2 separate regions of the Homo sapiens genome follow, and region 2 is linked to region 1. A link is a loop called in an ENCODE intact Hi-C map of the cell type or tissue named here. Cell type or tissue: ascending aorta. All regions are shown on one strand. Links, peaks and the distances in the headings refer to the core of each region. The heading gives the core; the rest is flanking DNA. Region 1 overlaps SHROOM3 (shroom family member 3). Region 2 overlaps SHROOM3 (shroom family member 3).

Region 1 (5,384 bases), core at 174-5,173:
TGACATAACCTCAACCAATTTTCAAACTTCAAGTCTAGCACTATATTGAATATATCCAAAGCCGAGAATCCTAAATTCGGTGAGAAAAGTAATGTACAGAAGGAGGTGGTGGTGCTTAGATATAACTAAGGTAAACATGAAAACTTGAGCTTAGAAATGGAAACTCCCTGTTGGCCTCCTGGCCATCTTCCCCATGCTGTAGAATAAAAAGAGATCCTTTCATTTGCCTTAGGATTTAGGAAAGAAAGCTCTTTCACTTCCGTTCTGTGTTCCAGGAAATAGAAGGCCAGATGGACGGGGCTTATTCTTAACAGCTGTTCAGTAATCCCTTCCCCTCTCAGCCATGGCCTGTGCAGAGGAGGCACGGCCTCATTTGTACCTTCTCCAGATTCTGTTTATGGGCCCACCAGTCAGATCTCAGAGGCTTAGAAAAATCCTTGAAGACAGAAATTGAAAATAAACCACTGGTTCCCCACAAACAGAGATGATGACAAAACTTCAAAGCCTGATGCAGGGGACAGTCTGATGAGACATCAAGAGCACAGTCAGGATGCTTAGAAATTCATGACCTGTCACTGTCCTAAGGAGAAGAAATGTTCCTGTTCCCATGGCGGAACACATTGGCCATGTAGGGCTTAAAATTTTTCTCTGACTCCCTGGGAGTATGGAGGAAGAGAGTTATGGGAATGGTGTTAGGGACTGGGGGTGGGAGGGTGGATTTAAATGGACACACAAAAGGCTTGCCTCCCAGTGCAGTGGAATCTAAACAATCTGAAATAGCTCAAGCTCAAGAGTTGGCATGTGCTTCTGAGCTGCCACCCACTGAACAGAGCAAGGCCTGTTACACTTGGAGATCCCGCTCCTTAAAGAGAACTTGAGAAGTGAGGTGGCAGAGGCTTGGTTTCAAACCACCTCGTTTGACAGTTTGCTTCAGTGAATCCAGTTTTTCCCTTATTACCAAAACCAAATTACAGGGGAGTTTGTCTTTATAACAGTTAATATAACTTTCTTCCTTTTTGCTTAGAAAATCTGGGTTTTCTGAGATTGGGAAATAATGCTTTATTGCTTCAGAGGAACATGGATAAAAAAGGAAGACACGACACTCAGTAGTGGATTCGCCTTCGTAGGGCAGAGAACTTTGTTAGGTGCAGGCTTAGAACCCTGCACTTAGCTGTGCTGCTTTGCTCTGGCTCCGGGGTTCGTTTTCATGTGCTTTTTCGGTTTTTAAGATTCATTTGTGCTCCTGTCCATGAACACCATCATGCTCAGCTTCTTCTTTTCCTATTGTTGACAGAGATGTGTGCACAGACCCAGGCCATGCAGATACTGGTGCCTCTAACTTCGTCAGCCCAGAACACCTCACCTCTGGCCCCCAGCACAGGAAAGCAGCGTGGTCAGGAGGGGTTAAACTTCGGCTGAAGCACAGGTAAGACGCACGGAAGTTGGTGCTGGCAGTTCGGAAAAAGAACCCAGTCCAAAAAGCCACTCAGCTGCTGGGAGAGGAGTCGGGGGCAAGGATGGTCAGGATACAGGCTGTTGAGAGAGAGGTAAGAGGCAGAACAAGGAGGCGAGATAGAAGCTCAGAGTTTAGAAGGATACTGATCTTATTAATGGTAGTTTACGCACAAGGTTCTAAAGAACTGTAAAGTTCCTGGGAGGTCATTCCAGGGTCCCACAAATAGTTTGATTCAAATATCATTTCAAAAATACATTTATAATTATTTGTAAAACTACAATTTAAAACATCAAAAGTGATACACTTATGTTTTATACCTTGGAAATGATCAGTGTGCCAAATTGTACAGCAAGACTAATTCATCTTTGAACTAATCTTCATTTAAAATTTCTCGGAGGAATGTCCCAAGATTCCAACGTAAGCCTAACAAAGATTTGTAGCTACTTACCCATGTGGGTCAGATTTTGAGAGTGAATGAACCTGAGTGCTTCCCATGTGCTAGGTGTCCTGGCTTTGCACGGGCTATCTCATTAAATTCTCACACCAGCCCTGTGAGGTTTGCTCTTGTAGAATAGCATTCAGCTAGGAGGCAGTGGATTCAAATTCAGCCTCTACACCAATGCCTCAGCATCAGCACAACAGTGCCTACTTCATAGGACAACTGTAGGATTCAACGAGATACGGTATTCAAAGCACTCAGCACACAGCCCACTCAGAACAAAAAATAAATGTTAGGTGGTGGTATAATGCTGTGTGAATATAATTATCCTCATCATTCTCATCATTATCACAAAAGTCTGTATGATATCATGAATGGTAGTATGATACGGGGAGTAAGATGGGGTTTGTGCAGTGTCAGACTACCTAAAATTCAAGCCTAGATTCTGCCACTTACCATAGACCCTCAGACTTGTTATAGAAGCTCTCTCTACTTCCAACTGTAAAATAAGTTTAATAACTGATCCGCCTCCTAGGGATGCTGAAAGGACTGAAAGAGCCGATACATGTCAAGCACTAGGGCTGTGCCTACTATGTCATGAGTGCAACAAATGTTATCATAGTAACCAATTATCTTGATTTCAGTTTGGGAAGTTCTTTCATATAGACATGTCGACTTGCATTATAAATAAGTAGGCTGGGCTCAGTGGCTCATGCCTGTAAGCCCAGAGATTCAAGACCAGCCTGGGCAAAATGGCAAAACCCTGTCTCTACAAAAAATATAAAAATTAGCTGGGCATACTGGCACACACCTGTGGTCCCAAGTACTCTGGAGGCTGAGGTGGGAGGATTGCTTGAACCTGGGAGGTCGAGGCTACAGTGAGCCATGATTGAGTCACTGCGCTCTAGCCTGGGAGACAGAGCTTCAAACAAACAATATAATTTGGATTTATGCAAATCCATATTGGTATCTTTAGACTATCCATGTTCAATAATACACAAATATACATAAAAGAAATAATGTTATATAATAAAACAACACTTGTATTGGGGTGTTTAAGGTTCTTTGTTAGATTTCATTTGAAAAAAAAAAAAAGATTTAAAAGAAGTTTAAACATACCAAAGGTCTAGGGAGGCCAACTGGCTGGTGTCTGAGAGTCAGGCCAAGAACAGGGTGAGATTCGCCAAGACCTCTGACTCAAGAGATCCAGCCAGCAAGGTTGCTCCCAGAGACATCCTAAGAAGCAGAAGCTCCGAGGTTATCACTCTTTCCTTTAGCCTGCTAGGATCTTTAAAATATAGAGAATCAAAATTTTCTCTTTAACAAGGAGGTGTCCACAGGGCCCGATAGGCTAATCTAATGTCAGTGCCAAAGCTCAAGGCCAGAAAGTAGTAGTTAGGGAGTTTCTGCTCCAGCCTGGAAAGAAAATGATCAAGACCTGAACTAAATCAATGGTGATGGGACAAGAGATGAGACAGATTTGAGATAAATTTAGGGAGGCAGAATAAATAGCAGATGAGGGTAGGATAAAGGAGAGAAAAACTAAAGAGTGACTGCTGAGTTGCTGGTATGAGGCACTTGGGGATATCTGCAGGGCCATTAGGACAGGGAAGGCAGGAATCACAGAAACTGACTGGGGGTTAAGAATATCAGCAGTAGAATCACATAGACCTGGGTTTGAGCTAGAAACAATTAAAATATTTTATAAAACAATCCCTGAAAGTTGAGTGGAACAAACAAATGTATATCTACTTACTATCTTAAACATAAATAAATCATATTTATAACAAGCTGGGATTGTCCTCATCAGTGTGGTCAAAGCTGGCCGATGGCGCTATGTCTGTATGGAGAACATAAGCGACAAGCAATTTCCTTTGTAAAAAGTCATGAGCTAGATGGTGCAGACATCACTCCTGCTCTTGGCTGGAATTTTTACTCTTCATACACTAAGAATTTTACATGTATGTGTCATATCTCTACAAATACAGTCACGTATTGCTTAATGACAGGGATACATTCTGAGCAATGTGTCATTAAGCGATTTTATTGTTGCTGAACATACTAGAGTGCACTTACACAAACCTAGATGGTGTGACCTACACACCTGGGCCATTTGGTGTAGCCTAGACTATGGTGTAGCTCTTAGACTATGAACCTGGACAGCATGTTGCTGTACTGAATTCTGTAGGCAATTGTCACACAATGGTAAGGATTTGCTTGTCTAAACAGACAAAAATACAATGTAAAAGATAAAAAGGATACACCTACATAGGGCACTCACCATGAAGGGAGCCTGCAGGAATGGCAGTTGCTCTGGGAGAGTCAGCGAGTGAGTGGTGAGTGAACGTGAAGGCCGGTACTGTGCACTGCTTTACTGTACACTGAGGCTACGCCAAATTTATTTAAAATTTTTTCTTCTATAATTAACGTTAGCTTACTGTAACTTTATAAACTTTTAAACTTTTAAAAATATTTGACTCTTTTGTATTAACACTTAGTTTAGAACACAGACACATTGTATAGCTATACAAATATTTTCTTTTTTATATCCTTATCCTAAAAGCTTTTTTTCATTGAATTTTTTTTTCTTTTAAACATTTTTGTTAAAAACTGAGACACAAACACACACTCTAGCCTAGGCCAAACAGAGCAGGATCATCAATACCACTGGCTTCTACCTTTATGTCTTGTCCCTCTGGAAGGTCTGCAGGGGCAGTGCATGGAGCTGAGCTCTCCTGGATAACACTGCCTTATTCAGGAACACCTCCTGTAGAACCTGCCTGAGGCTATTTCACAGTTAGCTTCTTTTTTTAATAAGTGGGAATACAGAATAAAATAATGATTAAAAGTATAATATAGTAAATACATAAGCCAGTAACACACATTTATTATAAAGTATTATGTACTGTACATGATTGTATGTACTGTACTTTTAGAGGACTGGCAAGTGCAGTAGGTTTATGCCAGCATCAAAACCACGTGAGTGATGGCTACAGCTTCACCAGGCGATAGGAATTTTTCAGCTCCATTATAATCTTATGGAACCACCGTCATAATGTGCACTCCATTGTTGGCTGAAATGTCATTATGTGGCACATGACTGTAAATTGTAAGCCCTATGTTAGTGTACCTCCTAATTTTCCTGTCCCCCAAGAAGTCTCTCTGCAACCCAACTGTTACTGATATGGGACTAACCTAGGAAATCAGAGTCATTCTCATCTAGTTACGCTCAGATCCTACATCCTGTTTGTTTTGCTTTTTACTTTTTTGTTTTGAAATCATTGTAGACTCACAGAAAAGTTGTAAAAATAGTACAGAGATTTCCTGTATACCTGTCACCCAGCTTTCTCTAATGTTAACACCCTTTATAACCGTAGTACAAATATCAAAACTAAGAAATCAGCACTGGTGTAATACTATTAGCTAACAGACTTAACTTTATATAAACTATAAACTTTACTCAGATCTCACCATTCTTTCCCATTAATG
Region 2 (5,384 bases), core at 243-5,242, 56 kb before region 1:
TTCTTCCATGTGCCAGACCTTGTTCTAGATCAGGATTTTTCAGCCTTGGTGCTGTTACTGTTTGGGGTTGGATAGTTCTTTGTTGTTGGGTCTGCCCTGGCCATTGAAGGATGCTTAGTAGCATCCCTGGCCTTTACCCAATAAATGGTAGAAGCATAGCACCTTCCCCCAATTGTGACAACCCAGGTGTCTCCAGACATTGCAGGATGTCCTCTGGGAGCAAAATTGCCCCTGGTTGAGAACCAGCATTCTAGATACATGACATATGGTATGACATGTGGTATATGCAAAAAGCATGAACTGCAGAGTCACATTCTTGTCTTCATTTCTTCATTCATTTTATTTAACTAATTAATTTTTTTGAGACAGAGTCTCACTTTGTCACTCAGGCTGGAGTACAGTGGCACCATCTCAGCTCACTGCAACCTCCGCCTCCTGGGCTCGAAGGATCCTCCCACCTCAGCCTTCTGAGTAGCTGGGACTACAGGGCCATGCCACCACACCTGGCTAATTTTTGTATTTTCAGTAGGGACGAGGTTTTTCCATGTTGCACAGGCTGGTCTCAGACTCCCAGACTCAAGTGATCTGCCCACCTCAGCTTCCCAAAGTGCTGGGCCTATGGCTTAGCTGAGCCACCATGCTCAGCTCGTTCATTTTATTTATTGAGCCTTTGCAACATGCCATGAACTGTGCTAGGTTATGGGGATACAAAGATGAGTAAGGCATGGTTTTTGCCTTAAATAGAAGACTCTAGTAATGGAGAAAAACTCATATATAGATAAATTACCAATCAATGTGGTAAATGTAACAAAATAGACATGATAACAGGCTTGGGTAGAGAGTTCCTAACCCAGCTGGGCAGTAGAAGCTGGAGGCGTCAAGAAAAGCTTTCTCGAGTTGTCTGGCCTGAACTGAGTCTTAGATAAGTGGGTAGAGGAGGTGAGGACACTGAAGCAGAGGCATAATTCAGTGTTGCAGTTAACGTCGAAGTGTAAGATAAGACACAGGTGAAAAAGCCTGGTGTGTGTTGAGTGTTGGGAAGGGAACGTTAAAAGTCTGCCGAGGTAGACAGGTGACCTTGTCTGGCATTCTGAGAGTTTGTACTTTATTCTAAGAGGTGGGGAGCCATTGAGAGCCTTCAAGTAAGGAAGTGACATGTTTTTGTTTAAACCAGTTGTTTTGGCAACCTCTACTGGCTGGACTCAAGGGATCCTCCCACCTCAGCCTCCCAAGTAGCTGGGACTACAGGTGTGTGCCAACATGCCCAGCTAATTTTTGTATTTTTTTTGTAGAGATGGGGTTTCACCATGTTGCCCAGGCTGCCATGCAGAAAATGGATTAAAGGAGCACAAGAGTGAAAGCAGGGAGACAATTTAGATTTGCCAAGAGGTGATGAGGGCTTGACCTAGGGCAATGGGAAATAGGGGACAGGATTTGGGAAATATTTTGGAGATAAAACAGTATGATTTAGTGACTCTTTTGATACAGGAGATGAGGAGGAGGGGGAGGGTTCAAGGATGATTGCCTCTCACAGTTGGGGTGCCACCATCATTGCCTATCCTATAGGAAATATATAGTGATGGTAATTATTGTATTATGCTATTATATTAACTTATTATCCTCAGTTTGCAAATGATAAAATTAAGGCTCAAAGGAGAAAGTTGCTTAGCCCAAAGTCACACAGCTATTGAGTAGAGAAGCCAGGATTTGAGATCTATTTGACTATCTGACTTCCAGCCTATCATACTATGTGGCTCTGGCTAAGTATGGATTAAAGTGGTGAAAATGAATCATTCAGAAAGTAGTCAGCTTGGTTACTGCTGGCCTTTATGCTTGGCCAGTGCTCAGTATTTGTTGAAGAAAGGAATGATTTTAATGAAAATTATACTAATATATTTACATATCATTTTCATGTATTTCAAATTAGAATGCATGAGGGGAAAAATAAATAGCTTATCCAATATTATATGCAAATATCCCCCACCTGAGCTGCAGCTTTAGTCTCTTCTCAGGTTCCTGCAGCTACAAGTGAAGTCCTGAGGTCCCCTAGTCCATTGTTCTGCCTCTTTGTTTAATCACTCACCATGTTCTCTTTAGACACAGTGCTAAGGACACAGGTATAGCAAATACTTGTTAAATGATTCAGTCATTTATACATTTTTAGCATCACCATTACATTCTGGGCCAATAAGAGGACCTTCAGTCCTATTGTCATTTCTATCCAAAAATATTAAATGTGACCACGACCAAGAAAGACTGTTGGGCAGGAAAAAAGGGAAAAATGTCACTGGGCTAAAAGTGGAAAGTTATGGATATTGTTAAGATAAACACAAAGAAATTCCTGTGTTCTTTTCTCTAGGGTTGCTCACTTAACCTTTCCGTCTCCAAGTCCAGACTTCAAAGCTCCAAGAAAAAACAAGATACAACACTGTAGGATTAGCTGCCCAATTTACTTATATTTTAAGAAAGTGTCCAAAAAGGCCAGTTAAGCCTGTCTGACAGCAGTGACAGGTCTCATCGTCAGAAATTTCAAGAATGATTATAGCCTGTGACCTGTGATGGCTCCAAAGGCCATAGGAATTGCCAGGGGATGTCACTGGCATTTATCTCTCAGGATCACCTTCCTTCTCTCTGCTGGGGGAGTCAGTTCTGGACCTGGATGGAAAAGGATTCCCAGTACCCAGTTACATAGCTGCTTACATCTGTTATCTGTGCATGTGAGGTTTTATACTAGACCGGAAAATAGAGAGACAGTCACAGTTTTGTATTCATGAAATTAGAGACTCGTGGAGACCATTCTGCTGTGGCCTGTTCTTACCCTGCTGTATCAGAGATTCCTTGGTCTGGAGTCAGGGACTCAGGCATGGTGAGGGCGCCAGGAGAGCTGGCAGGGAGTTCCTCATTTCTTATTCCTGCTGCTCCTGCTTCATTTCCAACTATAAGGAAACTCATGGAAGTATTTTTAGTGTATTTGTGGTACCAGAGCCCCTCACCATTCCCAAGACAAGGCTTGACTTTCCATCCCATAGTATAAGCAGAGTCTTGTACTACGGTTCCTCTTAGGAATTACTGCTGGGCAGTAGGTTATTAATAGTAACAGTTCACACCCAGTCCAATTTAAAAGAAACAGATTGTTCCTTTAAAAAATCTTCTCTGAATTTAAATTACAGGTATTTATAATATTTCTCCACTTCTTACCTAGACACTGGATATTCCTCCAGGTTAAATGCCCTTGGACTATATTTTTCTTTGCCTGCTGGATTTTATTCACTCTTTATATCTCAGTGTCATAGGCCCTTTCTAACCCTCACTGAGTTGCATGGCACCTGGAAAAAGCCCTTCTTACTCGACTGTAATATAATTGTCCATGAAAGACCTCAACATTTCTTTGGGAGCAGAGATGGTTTGCATTTATTGTAGTATCTCCAATAAGGCACATGCAGTGGGATGTCAAAGAAGGCTTGAACTGAATAGGAGCACATCCTAACTTGCAGGCCAGTAGACGTGGATCTGTACCAATGTCTGTCTCTTACCAGCTGCATAATGGAAACATTACTTACTCTTGCTGAACCCACATGAAAAATGGAAATAATCATCTTACCTTCAAGAGTTGTGAAAAATCAAACAAGTTCCTGGCAGAAAGTAGGTGCTGAATAAATACACATATTCACCAGGCACAGTTGCTCATGCCTGTAATCCCAGCACTTTGGGAGGCTGAGGTGGGTGGATCACCTGAGGTCAGGAGTTCGAGACCAGCCTGGCCGACATAGTGAAACCACCATCTCTACTACTAAAAATACAAAAAATTAGATGGGCGTGGTGGCAGGTGCCTGTAATCCCAGCTACTCAGAGGGCTGAGGCAGGAGAATTGCTTGAACCCAAGAGATGAAGGTTGCAGTGAGCCGAGATCATGCCATTGAACTCCAGCCTGGGCAACAAGAGCGAAACTCTCTCTCTCTCTCTCTCTCGCTCTCTCTCTCTCTATATATATATATACACATATTCATTTGATCATTATACTAGGTTGAGGATTTAAGTTCTTTCCAAAACATTTATGTAAGGCCGTTGATAGATGGTGAGAAGTCTTAATCTAAGTATCAACGTATTTTCTAAAATAATTTTGAACATTGTGAGAGGCAGAGTGAAAGAAACACAGTATTTGAAGTCAAAAGACTTGGTTTGATTCATTTTGTGACTTTTCCTCCTGGTAAATGACATATACACTCATTTATAGCCATTCATGATGTTCAAAGCTATTTGCCTTAACTTGTCCCTGAATATGCCTGCTCATTACTAGCGCTAACATTTTTAAATGGAATATCTGTTACTCATTTATAATTGCTTTCTTTTGGTTCAAAGTGTGCTCTGCTCTCCTAATGTTCCCAAATAGTGAGGGTGCTGCTGTTTGGGGGTGGGGGGGTCCCCTTGGAGTTTAGATTCTGTTTCTGTGGTGCAACAGTGACATCCATTGACCTGTTATGCTAATTATAGAAGAAACCTGCTTCTCTGCTCTGTGACTGTTGGATTTTCTGATATAAAGATACAAAGAGAACAAACTGTCTCCGGGCCCAAGTAAGACAAGCTAGTGGTCAACACCTGGTCCCCTGCAGACTGGGCTGGTTTCAGGACCCTTCCCAAGGATACATATTCTAAGATCAGTGCCAGCTGGGTGTTCCCTTCTGGTCAAGTGGAGACAGTCCTAGAACTGGTCCTCTCCATGGAGTTCAGCACGTTCATTGGGCTGTTGGGAAACCATTGGTTTGGGCTCCAGCATAAGCCAGGGCAAATCACTTTGCCTCTGGACTTTTCCACATTGATAAAATGAAGTCGATAGCAATACCTGCTTTGTAGTTACCAAAGTGCTCTTCCATGCATTTTATAATAACTTCCCACAATCCCACAACAATTGTGAAAATTAGGAAAGCACAGATCAGATCTGCTTAGCATCCACCGACTGTGAGGATGTGAAGCTGAACACCAAATTACAGGGTTTCAAACCTCAAGCCTTGGTGACTTATGTTTGCTACCTTAGTTGGAATTAATGAAATCATTACAGAAATTCCTGCTTCATTTCTGGAAGAGCCCTCAGGGGAGGTTCTAAAAATGGAAAATCAAAGGAAAGGCTATGTGGCTGGATGTGAGAGATTGAGCAATGAGTCAGTATCTTTAAGTAGAAAAAGATTTACATTGCTGGTTTCCATCTCCATAAAGAACATAACAGGAAATAGCAAGACTAAAAATATTTATTTTTGCCTAGTATGTGTCAGATACTCTGTTAAGCATTAAGAATGGAGGATAAACTAGACAAACTGTTTCATACCATCCAGAACCTCACTGTCAAGTGAGCAATACAGAGCAGGAACAGTGAACTATATATAATAGTG

What was found. Peaks named below come from ENCODE experiments on the same cell type or tissue, not always from the same donor. Only the 100,000 strongest peaks of a DNase experiment are listed, where the experiment ranks them.
Region 2: it touches region 1 in a loop (3-fold over the local background); 5 of 110 quality-filtered maps call a loop at or near these places.

Annotation. Positions count from the first base shown.
Region 1 is chr4:76,708,862-76,714,245 of GRCh38, forward strand. SHROOM3 (shroom family member 3) reads left to right here. Exons shown (of 11, transcript NM_020859.4): 3 at 1,295-1,426. It overlaps SHROOM3-AS1 (SHROOM3 antisense RNA 1), which reads right to left. Exons shown (of 3, transcript NR_187405.1): 3 at 1,045-1,533. Among named protein-coding and RNA genes, the nearest start is that of SHROOM3-AS1, 91 kb to the right of the region's middle. In ascending aorta, for the core only: no CTCF peak of the experiment used is centred there; no DNase peak of the experiment used is centred there; H3K4me3 peaks cover 548 bases; H3K27ac peaks cover 2,999 bases.
Region 2 is chr4:76,653,222-76,658,605 of GRCh38, forward strand. The region is part of intron 2 of SHROOM3 (shroom family member 3); the gene reads left to right. Among named protein-coding and RNA genes, the nearest start is that of MIR548AH, 80 kb to the left of the region's middle. In ascending aorta, for the core only: no CTCF peak of the experiment used is centred there; a DNase peak (open chromatin) is centred at 2,874; H3K27ac peaks cover 5,000 bases.